Linked DNA regions of Homo sapiens: all the other regions are linked to region 3. The links are chromatin loops, found by intact Hi-C in ENCODE. Cell type or tissue: heart left ventricle. All regions are shown on one strand.

Region 1 (4,000 bases), 190 kb before region 3:
TACTGTGCACTCCCCACACTCACTTTGTTTTTTGTTTTTTTGTTTGTTTGTTTTTTGAGACAGTCTCACTCTGTCGCCCAAGTTGGAGTGCCCTGGTGCCATCTCGGCTCACTGCAACCTCTGTCTCCTGGGTTCAAGTGATTCTCGTGCCTCAGCCTCCTGAGTAGCTGGAATTACAGGCGCTCACCACCACGCCTGGCTAATTTTTTTGTATTTTTAGTAGAGACGGGTTTCACCATATTGGCCAGGCTGGTCTCGAACTCCTGACCTCGGGTTTCACAATGTTGGTCAGGCTGGTATCAAACTGCTGACCTCAGGTGATCCTCCCGCCTCGGCCTCCCAAAGTGTTGGAATTACAGGCGTGAGCTGCCGTGCCCAGCCTCCCCACCCTCACTCTGGGAGCCCAAATAGGCCTTTGCTCCTTGCCACCAAAAGCTCCTGCCCCAGTGTCTTCAGCCCTAAGGGCCAAGTCCAAACTCATACTCTGCTGCAATCAATTCTTTTACCAAAGGCATCCAATGAGCAACTATGAAACCTGCTGCCCTGTGGGTGGGTGGGGGCGACTCTCTGGAGGTCAAGAGGAGTGTGTGCTGGGCACGGTGGCTCATGTCTATAATATCAGCACTTTGGGAGGCTGAGGAGGGAGGATCGGTTGAACCCAGGAGTTTGAGGTTGCAGTGAGCTGTGATCGCGACACTGCACTCCAGCCTGGGCAACAGAGCCAGACAGTGTCTCAAATAAATAAATAAATAAGATTTAAAAATGAGTGTTCTTTGGCTGAGGTCCCATGAACGTGCTACAGTAAGACACTACAATAAGACAGAACCTGGAATAGGGTGCAGCGAGTGAGGTGCTGGCCTGGGGCCCAAAATTTAAGGGGCCTAGTAATCAAGAGAAATAATATTGAAATACAATACTTAAAAAAATCAATGTTAAAACAAAAATATCAATGATGAAGAGAAATTGATTTTACTTTTTTGTTTTTGAGATGGAGTCTCGCTCCGTCGCCCAGGCTGGAGTGCAGTGTCATGATCTCAGCTCACTGCAACCTCCCCCTCCCGGGTTCAAGCGATTCTCCTGCCTCAGCCTCCCCAGTAGCTGGGACTACAGGCTTGTGCCACCACGCCTGGCAAATTTTTGTATTTTTAGTCGAGACAGGGTTTCGCCGTGTTAGCCAGGATGGTCTTGATCTCCTGACCTCATGATTTTCCTGCCTAGGCCTCCCAAAGTGCTGGGATTACAGGGGCGAGCCACTGCGCCCGGCCCAGATAAAATCATTTTACTTTATTTTATGTTTTGAGATGGGGTCTTGTTCTATTGCCCAGGCTAGAGTGCAGTAGCACGATCACAGCTCACTGTAGCCTGGACCTCCTGTGCTCAGGCAATTCTCCCACCTCGGCCTCCCAAAGTGCTGGGATTACAGGCGTTCTTTAAAAAAAAATTGACCATTTATTAACTTTTTCCACTTGGTTCCAACTATGGGGGTGACATTTTCCTGAGTGTGTACAAGGCTGCACAGAGAATCCCCCACTTCCTTCTCCTGCAAATAAACTGGGAAGGGATTCCTCCAGCTTCCTCGGTCTCAGGCTGCAGCGCGGCTGCAGCTCCCGAAAGTGAGGGAGCAAGTGGTCACCCCAGGAGGGTAATGGGATCCGCGGCGCAGGAGGCGGCTCCCGGGTGAGGATCCCTCCGCGGCCAGCAGGGGACGCTGTGGGGCTGCGCCGCCAGGACCGTTTTGCCAGGGAAGAAGCCATCGCGCACCTGGGTTCGTGACACCCGCGTCGCTCACAGCCCCAGCTCGCCCGGGGAGCTGACCCACTTGCTCAGCTCCTGGGCGAGATAGCTAACTCTGGGTGTAGAGAACAAAACCAAAGCCGAGACGTTGCTCCTTACCCACTAGTCCCCTGCACCCAGGCATAGCCCACCCAGAATACCACACCTTCCCCCAGCAAGGCCTCTGGGGTATCCTGTTTGTCCCAGGTCCAAGTAGCATCCCCAGCCCGGGTCTGGCTGATTCGCTAATTGCCAGTGTCCTCTCTATTGGGAATGGAGAGCAGGAAGAACCTTCCAGAAGGGCCACATTCTCGAAGGATTCCAGTTTTGATGAGTTCAGAAGCCCCTTCACCATTCTCAAGCCAAGTGGTATGAAATGAGGAGGGGGGCCTTTCTTCCCTGATCGTCTCCCTCACCCCCGACCTCAGATGCCCCTTTTCCTCTGATAGTCCCTACGGCCCATGGCTCTGTGATCCCCATTGGCTCCGGTTCCAGCTCTGGCTTGCCTGGGCCCACCAGGGGCCCTGGGCCCAGGACTTAGAAGCTCTCCTGGGTTCCTTCTATTTCTTTTCTTTTCTTTCTTTCTTTCTTTTTTTTGTTTTTGAGACAGAGTCTTGCTCTTGTTGCCCAGGCTGGAGTGCAATGGCACAATCTCGGCTCACTGCAACCTCCGCCTCCTGAGTTCAAGTGATTCTCCTGCCTCAGCCTCCCAAGTAGCTGGGATTACAGGCGCCTGCCACCACGCCCGGCTAATTTTTGTATTTTTAGTAGAGACGGGGTTTCGCCATGTTGGCCAGGCTGGTCTCGAACTCGTGACTTCGTGATCCTCCTGCCTCAGCCTCCCAAAGTGCTGAGATTACAGGCGTGAGCCACTATGCCCAGCCTCTTTTCTTTTCCTTTTTCTTTTCTTTCTTTTCTTTTTTTTTTTTTTTTTTTTTGAGACGGAGTCTCATTCTGTCGCCCAGGCTGGAGTGCAATGGCGTGATCTCGGCTCGCTGCAACCTCCGCCTCCTGAGTTCAAGTGATTCTCCTCCCTCAGCCTCCTGAGTAGCTGGGATTACAGGCGCCCGCCATCACACCTGGCTAATTTTTGTATTTTTAGTAGAGACAGGGTTTCAGTAGAGACACGGTTTCACCATGTTGGCAAGGCTGGTCTGGAACTCCTGACCTCAAGTGATCCACCTGCCTCGGCTTCCCAAAGTGCTGGTATTACAGGCATGAGCCACCGCGCCCAGCTGGTTCCTTCTATTTCTTTTGCTTTGCCTTCCGACGTGGCCCTGATGGCCTGACAGTCACTGTCCCCTGCACTGTGGCGTCCATCCTCCTCCTCCTCGTACCTGCCTTGCAAGGCAGGCTTCATGTTCACTCCTGCAGTGAACATGAGGCAGGAAGAGACCGCATAAGTTAGAGGTGACTGTGGCTCAGAAAGGCTGCGTGACTTGCCCAAGGTCACATAGCAGTGAGAGATGGAGTGTGGGCCCAGAGCCAGCACGCTGTCTTTTGGCATTGCCTCCCTGGAAAGGCGGGGCCCGCACTGTCCTCTCTGCCCTGCACTGTTTTAGTTCACACAGCTCACTCTTGGCCCGTGCCGGGTATTTGTCTTGCTTTCTAAGAGTGTTTATTTATTGATTCTTTGGATTTCTACTTAGTTCCTCCCCTGTGCCAGGCCCAGGAGACAAAGGCGGAGGCTGCACTCAAGGAGTTCATGGTCTGGGAGACAAGACTCTTCCTGCGTGTCAGCTGAGTCTTCCCAGGCAGCCCGCAGGACTCCCAAGGGGCAGAGGCTGTTTCCTGCTTCTCCTGCAGCCCACCCGGGGCTGGTGACCTCCTGGTCCCTTCTCAGGGAGCTGCTGCTGCTGCCGCCTCCATCGTCGGGTGGGGGCTGGGCAGGCCTGACCCAGCAGACTATGGGGTGAAGGATAGAGGGCTGAGGAAGGGGTCTGGGAGCTGAGAGCTCAGGGAAGGTGTTGGGGGTTTAAAGCTGATGAAAGCAGTCTTCCTTTCTCAAACACCCAAGGGCTGATCCACCGCATGTAACTTGAGCAGCAGGGCCGGGCCCTCAGCTTTGCCTGTGCGCAGCCTCCGGTGTTCAGGTGTAGAAGGTCAAGGTTCAGGCCAGGCACGGTGGCTCACGCCTATAATCCCAGCACTTTGGGAGGCCGAGGTGGGCGGATCACCTGAAGTCAGGAGATCAAGACCATCGTGGCCAACATGCTGAAACCCCGTC
Region 2 (4,000 bases), 92 kb before region 3:
TTCCCAAAGTGTTGGCATTACAGGCGTGAGCCATCACACCTGGCCCAATCCAGCTGTTTCTGTACATCACTTCCCTTTTCTGTCTATAAGTACTGCCTACCCAGGTTGCTGGGTAGAGCTCTCTGAACCTTTACTGGTTCAGGGTGCTGCCTGATTCATTGTTTCTTTGCTCAAAAAACCTTCTAAATTTAATTTGTTTAAAGTCTTTCTTTTCTTTTTTTTTTTTTTTGTTGTTTTTGTTTTTGTTTAATAGAGACCAGGGTCTTGTTATGTTGCCCAGGCTGGTCTTGAAATCCTGGCCTCTAGTGATCCTCCTGCCTCAGCCTCCCAAAGTCCTGGGATTACAGGTGTGAGCCACTGCGCCTGGCCTGCATTTCTCACTATGAGTCAAACTGAACATTTTTTTCACATGTCTAAGAATCATTTTTACATCTTTTTTGGGGAGTTGCTGTTCATATATATATATATATTTTTGCCTATTTTTCTATTAGGTTTTTGGTCTATTTTCCTCAAAGTCCTTTACTATATATATATATATTAACCATTTATCTGTGATATATGTGGCAAATATTTTCTCCCACTTTTTAATTTGTCTTTTGACCTCCTGGTGATTTTTTTCACCATGCAACATTTTATTATTATTATTATTATTTTGAGACAGAGTCTCACCCTGTTACCAGGCTGGAGTGCAGTGGCGTGATCTTGGCTCACTGCAACCTCGGCTTCCCGGGTTCAAGTAATTCTTCTGCCTCAGCTTCCTGAGTAGCTGGGACTACAGGTGCACGCCACCATGCCCAGCTAATTTTTGTATTTTTAGTAGAGATGGGGTTTCGCCATGTTGGCCAGAATGGTCTCAATCTCTTGACCTCATGATCGGCCCACCTTGGCCTCCCAAAGTGCTGGGATTATAGGCGTGAGCCACCGCGCCTGGCCCATTTTATTAATTTTATGTAGTAAAATTTACCAGTCTGGTATTGCCTTTGGATTGTGAGTCCTAGTTAGAAATCTTTTTCTTACGTTCTAGTCAAAGAGCTACTCACCCATGAATTCTTAGAACTCTTGTCATTTCTTTTTTTTTTTTTTTGAGACAGTCTTGCTCTATCGCCCAGGCTGGAGTGCAATGTCGCGATCTCTGCTCACTGCAACCTCTGCCTCCTGGGTTCAAGCGATTCTCCTGCCTCAGCCTCCAGAGTAGCTGGGATTACAGGCATGCGCCACCAGGCCTGGCTAATTTTTTGTATTTTTATTAAAGATAGCATTTCACCATATTGGCCAGGCTGGTCTTGAACTCCCGACCTTGTGATCCGCCTGCCTCGGCCTCTGTCATTTCATTTTTTTACATTTAGATCTCTGAACCATCTGGAATTTAATTGTTGATGGGAGTTACAGACCTAGTTTGATTTCTTTCTAAATGACCACCTGGCTGTCTGAGCACCATTAATCACAATGCTTGGGTCTATTTCTGGACCTTCTGTTCCATTTCACTGGTCTGTCTATTCCTGCTTCAGTACCACACTGTTTTAATTATAGAGACTTTATAGTATGTCTGAATATTTGGTAGAGGTAGACCTCTCTCATAGCTTTTCTTTCGCAGGTATTCCTAGCTCTTCTTACATTTTTATCCTTCCGTATGAATGTGTGTATCAGTTTAGGCTCTAGAAAAAATGTTTTGGCATTTTACTAGAATCGCACTAAGTTTATTAATTAACTTGAGGAGAACTGACATATTTATGATATTGAGTCATCTTTTCCAAGAACAAAAGATGACTTGGCTTATTTGGGTCTACTTCTGTGTCTTTCAGGAGTGTTAATGTTTTCCTCATACAGACTTTGTTGCTCTTGTAAATGGGTTTTCTCTACATTACATCCTCTACTTGATTATCATTTATGTTTATGACAGTTACTGATTTCCGTATGCCAATCTTATATCCTGCTAACTTACTATAATATGTAGCCTATTTATCACAGTTTTCCTCTTCTTTTCCAATCCTTATGCCTCTAATTGACCTATCTTTTCTAATTCTATTGGCTTATACTAGCAGAGTGATCTAACCCATCAGTATATTCTACTTTGGACTCGAGTAACACTCGGTGAGGCTCAGTCGTTAAGTTTAGGTAGCCTGAGTTTAAATTTGAGGAGGCCAATATGGGAGTAAGGGGGCTCTCTGCCCATGGCTACTCATTTTCTCTCCTGCTCTGACCTGATGTGATGTCCACCCTGTCAAAGTCGTTGTGACTAGAGCTTTGTGGGGGAAAAGCATTTATTGCTTTTTATTGCTGAAGTAAGGAGCCTGGGGTGCCGCGGAGGACAGGGCGCCGCGAGCAGGGCGCCGAGCTGCCGCCACCTGCCGCCCGGAGCTGGCACTGCACCCTTTTAGTGCAAAGCAAATCCCTGTCCCATTGGTCCCCTCCTTCCCTAACCATGAAATCTAAAGCGAAGCTCCCCTCTCTCCCTTCCACTCTCCTACCGAGGGTCCTTTATTCTATTTATTTATTTATTTGTTTATTTATTTATTATTTTTATTTTTGTTATTTTTTTGAGACGGAGTCTTGCTCTGTCGCCCAGGCTGGAGTGCAGTGGTGTAATCTTGGCTCACTGCAACTCTGCCCCCCAGGTTCAAGTGATTCTCCTGTCTCAGCCTCCCAAGTAGCTGGGATTACAGGCGCCCGCCACCACGCCCGGCTTACTTTTGTATTTTTAGTAGAGACGGGGTTTCACCATGTTGGCCAGGCTGGTCTAGATCTCCTGTCCTCAAGTGATCTGCCTGCCTTGGCCTCCCAAAGTGCTGGGATTACAGGCCACCGTGCCTGGCCACTTTATTCTGTTTAGAGTTGTTAGGGTTGTTCCAGGCTCCAGAGTCCAAATCCTGCAGATAGAGCTCAAAGGGTAAGGTGAACTGAAATGTCTTTGGCTTAGCTCAATTCTCGTCATGGGGGTTTGAAAAAGAAAGCAGGTTAATGGGGAGAATAGAAGAATGAAAGGGACCATGTGCAAAACTGGTCCCTATCCATGGAGTAACAACTAGTTGCATCTTCACTGTAGAAAATTTATTTGCCTTTCCATGGACAACAATCATTTGTATTATTATCAGTTTTCTACAACACGTAGAGTTGTCAAATAGCTTAAAGACAAGGACAAGTATAGACCCTTCTAGAATCAGATAACTCCTAGAAAGGTCTTCTAGACAATCTGTAGTGAAGTTAAGTAATACCTTCAAGATTTCACAACTGTAAACTCGATCTGGAATTCAAACCAGATCTATATGTTTCTGTAAATCCAGGCTCTTTTTTCTGTATCAAGAAGCTTTTGGACTGGAAGAGTGTTTTTCAGCAGGAATTGTGGTATTGGCCACCCATCACCCCATTTAATTAAAAATCCCTGGCCTCAGGACCTACAGCAATGTACTGAAGAACTTCAGAACCTCAATTAGCCATTTGCCATCTTGAGAGAGTCTTGTCCATGGTTCAAGTGTTCCCTTGGAACTCCTGAAGGGCTTGGAGCTTAGTCTGAGCCATGGGAAATGGCCAAAGAGTCTCAAGATTCCCACTGTATCCTGTGCCTTGGAGCAGGCAAGGAGACCATGGCAGCCCTGGCCCCGGTCAGTTCTTGGCTTTGGCAGTTCCGGGACCAGGACGCTGGTACAGCCGGATTATCCCTTCATCGTGTAGCCGCTTCCAGACTTCTCTCTCCAGCTTGAAGTCATGGTTTATGTAAAAGATCAGCCGCTTCCATGATGTATCATAGTAGTGATCAGAAAAGCGCTCATGGCCCTCAGTGATGAAGCCATAAGCACTCACCTACATCACGGTTGGAGGAGAAACACGGCCTGTAGTTGCTGTTGCCCAGGCTTCTTCTCATGGCTAATTCTGTGTTGAGGGGTGGGGGTTCTTTTCCCTGGCTCCGTCCCTAGGGGTCTGGGTGCAGGTCCCTGGATACGCACGCATAACTGCATGCACCCATACTCATGCCCACCCTCTTTCCCAGCAGATGTGGGCACCC
Region 3 (4,000 bases):
AGACAAAGTTGAGAGCCACCGCCTGGGGGTGCAAGCTCACCTAGTTTTGCTGCATAGGATGTCACATCTTGACACAAGCTAGTGGGAGGGGAGTGTGGAAGAAGCCGCCAGACTCCACTTCAAATCTACCAGCAATACCAGTACACACATCAAAAACAACTTACTCGTGGAAATACTACAGACAATCTAAAGAACCTACAGCTGGGGCATCCTTATACGCCTTCCTCCTACACAGCATTTTTTACATTTACTGCAAAAATTTTGTTCCATCCTATACTCGTCTAAAGTCCTAAATCCAAGGCTCAGTCTCTAGTAAGCTTATAAAGCATTTGCACCAGCAACCTTCCCACAGATCCTTAGTTTTGCTACTTTATGAAGAAGCTGTTACTACCTTAAGTATACATTGGTGTTAATTATGCTCTTTCATGTAGATCCGTTACACCTGCATTTAAGAAGGTCTGCACTTTCTTCTACCTGCCCTCACCAGCGGCCCTGTGAACAGCCGCAACAGCCGCACATTCACTGTCCATTAAGCTTGTGGAGCTTGTCAGGGACCTGGGCTTGTCACCGTTATCTCCAGCACCTCAAGAGCAGTGCCTGGCCCTCAAACACCTATTGAACGCTTGAATTATTAAGACACGGACAGCTGCAAGAATACAGCAAAATGTGAATGTCCCTCTTTTCAGTGGCTCTCCCCTCAAGGATGTCACCCTAAACATCCCAGTACCACTAATGGCAGAGGCATGTGTGTGAAGCATGGATTCTTCCAGCTGATGGTGAAGCCTCATCCCCAAAGACCCAGGGTCCTCCTGATGTTCTAGGTCCCCAACTCTTCTCTCTCCCACTCTGGTCCTTCCATCAGAAGTTAATAATCCAAGATCCCTTCTTCCAGGACCCAGCTCTTTGGTTTTAAGATCTGCTGTCATCTTGGAGAATCATCCCTGAAAATAATCTAACATTATCTCCTTCACTTTACTGTTGTTGGCACCATTCAATGGAGTAGCTCACGCCAGATGGGAAGAGGAGTTAACTTCTGAACAAGTGGTCTCTGGGTACCCACTCTTCCTAGTCTACCTTGGCCACCCGCCACCACTCCACTCCTTTTCCACACACGGTTTCCCCACCTTGCCCCTGTTGTGCTTACATAACGGACAGCCTGGCTAGCCCACAGAGACAGTAACGGGGGTTGGGGAATAGGGCTGCTGAATCCCTGGCCTGGCAGGAATAAACAAAGCATGTCCCAGGAGCACAGAATCTGTACTATCCAGACACTGTACTATCCAGAGCTGACTTGGGCCTATCAGATATGTTATTCCCCTCATTTCTGGAATACTGTTATCAAACAGGAATCAACTTTAGCATCTGGAGAAAGAAAACTGGGTGGCTAATCTTTATTTTCTAGATTATTATTTTTTTGAGAGATGGGATCTCACTATGTTGCCCAGACTGGTCTTGAACTCCTGGACTCAAGCAATCCCCCTGCCTCAGCTTCCCAAAGTGCTGGGATTACAGGTGTGAGCCACTGCACCTGGCCTTGGTGGCTAATTTTTAAAATTCAAAATTTCTGCTCCCCTATCCAGACCACTGGCAACGTGTCCTACCACGCCCCCTGGTGGCAAAGAGCCTTTTTGGGCTGTTTTTTATTTTAAACTGAAGTTTAGAGGAGTTGTTGATAGAAAACTGAAAGGAAGGTAAGGAAAAAGGGCAAGCGTGGCAGCACAGGAGCAATGCTGGGAAAAAGAAAAAAGCTTTTTATAGATGGCAAGAAAAGTCTTTTTAAAAAGCAGGAGTAGCAACACCACTCAGATATTACTACCAAGAGATTATACATTCAGAGTTTGACTTTACTCACACCCAAACACATCCTGTGCCCACCACAGAACCAAGGGGGCTGTGGGCGTGGGGGTAAGGAGGGAGAGCAGCCCCCATGGCAGGCAGGCAGCACAGTTCTACCTACCCAGCCACATACTGGGGTTGGCATTTGAGGATGCAGAAAATTGAACTAAGACAAAAATAGAGAACCAGCCTCCTAGAGTAAAGCCACATGACCCAATGTCAGGAAATGACAGTCTGTTAATAACAGTGAGCAGAGACCTGTATTTTCCTGGTTACACCTGTTTCTAGTGGATATTTTGAGAGGCAACAGCACACAATTCTAACACATCCACACACAGCCTCCCTGCCTGTGAACACTGCAGTGAGAGCTCCTTCCCACCTGCCTGCCAATGCCTCCAACGCTCCAGCCCAGGCAGTGCTTCCAAGTGCGCCCCATGGCCTTGACAACCCCTCTTATTGAAGTTTAGTTGAATTTAGGGACAAATTAAGGCAAGCAGGTGAATCAAGAGGGCAAGAGATGGCATCTGCTGGTCAATCCCCAAAAAGTCATCCAGTTAGTTATTTAGAAGTATCAACAGACTGCAAAGACTACAGGTGCCATCTCTGAATTTACTCCCCGTGTGTAACACAAGTCACCCACTTAACGTCTGTAGGTCAAACAAATGGGGAACGCTAATCTCAGAGTACCTCGCAAAGTGAGCACTTCTTATGGATCCCATGGTGCGGAAGAATGGAGCCTATTCATACTTTAAGTTCTGTGGTAAGAGCACATTGCACACCGTTCCCACTCTATGCAAACAAAAAACCCCAATGTATCACCCCCCCACAAAAAAATACACTGTACAAAAACACCCCTGAAATTTCAGTCTCTATGATGATGGAGAAAAAGATAAGGAATCCTAAGACAGACTGAGCAGTGGGTGATGGTGATGGTGCTGGGTCACTGCCACTGAATGCATTTGTGGGCTGATGATGACATACAGGAAGAAGGGCAGACTCCAAGTCCTTCCGACACATAATTGGCTCACAAAGTCCACTCACCACTCTCAGTCTCTGTGGTACACAGCTGGCTCTGTGGAAACTCCTTACCGACATCCGTGAGGTAACAGACACAAGACGTTACAAGGATCACACCCTGCCAGCCTTGTGGTTGACTGGCTCGGTTTTCAATGAGACAGCACAGAACCTTCTTACCCAACATCCCATTAGCTTCAGTGTTTCACTGAGCTGGCCGAGCTGTTAAATTTCTTGATAATCTATCCTTAGGAAGCAGTAAAAACAGCATTTGACCGAAGATAGGAGCTTGGACCAGGGAAGGAATATCCAAATTCAAAGAAGACAGAGGAGAAGGTAGGAGCAGAAGATGCGAGAACTGAGTTGGGTGGCTGCCAAAAGCTTACGCTGAAAGCACCTCAGGGAGAGTCTCTTTATCTGCTCAGGGGTGAGCCCGGCCTCCACAAGTGTCCCTAATCCTGCCAAGGAAAGCACAACTGCCTGTAATCAGCACGTAGACAGCATGCTGGGTACAAAGCTGGAAGGCAATGTTAAAAGCAGGACCCCCGGGACCCCACGTGGAAGTCATGGCAGGGCTTTCTCCAGAGTTTTCTTACAAATTACAAAGTCACAGATCAAGTGCAGATATAAATCTATAAATATGTAATAATAGAAACAATTTAAAAAGGCAGGAAGAGTCTAAGTATGGCTGTGAAAGGACATCGAGGGTTGAGAAATGCACATTCCAGTTTGATAAATTCACTTGAGTAAGTCACTTGAATTTCCCCATGGAATTTCAGCTAAACCACAGAGAATGGAGGCCACGCGATAGGAGGGCTGCGGGTCCTGCACTTCCCCCATGCATTTAAGAAAGACTGAGCTGCTGGGAGAGAAAACGTTAACAGGAATGTCACCTTCAGCAGTCAAGGGCTTCAGACATTCAAAACCCTATGAACGTCAGTATTAAAACATGTATATATATATTTTAAAGACAGGGTATCACTATATTCTCCAAGCTGGTCTTGAACTGCTGAGCTCAAGTGATCCTCCTGCCTTGGCCTCCCAAAGTGCTGGGATTACAGGCTTGAGCTACGATGCCTAGCTTCAACTTCAGTATTTTACTATCTTCCAACAACCTCTCTTAACACTTCAACCAGCACATCAAAGACCT

What was found. A loop is a pair of places that touch in the nucleus more often than their neighbours do. Peaks named below come from ENCODE experiments on the same cell type or tissue, not always from the same donor. Only the 100,000 strongest peaks of a DNase experiment are listed, where the experiment ranks them.
Region 1: a loop joins it to region 3, with 3 times the contacts of the local background. A loop is called at or near these places in 33 of 110 quality-filtered maps.
Region 2: it touches region 3 in a loop (2.1-fold over the local background); 11 of 110 quality-filtered maps call a loop at or near these places.

Annotation. Positions count from the first base shown.
Region 1 is chr17:76,521,572-76,525,571 of GRCh38, forward strand. No RefSeq gene overlaps it. Among named protein-coding and RNA genes, the nearest start is that of CYGB, 14 kb to the right of the region's middle. RefSeq lists a silencer at 462-619. In heart left ventricle, a CTCF peak has its summit at 1,703 (motif pointing right); DNase peaks (open chromatin) are centred at 1,720, 3,290 and 3,560; H3K27ac peaks cover 1,002 bases.
Region 2 is chr17:76,621,730-76,625,729 of GRCh38, forward strand. It overlaps ST6GALNAC1 (ST6 N-acetylgalactosaminide alpha-2,6-sialyltransferase 1), which reads right to left. Exons shown (of 9, transcript NM_018414.5): 9 at 3,034-3,798. The coding sequence ends at 3,601. Among named protein-coding and RNA genes, the nearest start is that of ST6GALNAC1, 20 kb to the right of the region's middle. In heart left ventricle, a CTCF peak has its summit at 2,345 (motif pointing left); a DNase peak (open chromatin) is centred at 2,332.
Region 3 is chr17:76,713,415-76,717,414 of GRCh38, forward strand. It overlaps a transcript of JMJD6 not described here. Among named protein-coding and RNA genes, the nearest start is that of MXRA7, 4.4 kb to the left of the region's middle. In heart left ventricle, a CTCF peak has its summit at 1,609 (motif pointing left); a DNase peak (open chromatin) is centred at 1,587; H3K27ac peaks cover 2,244 bases.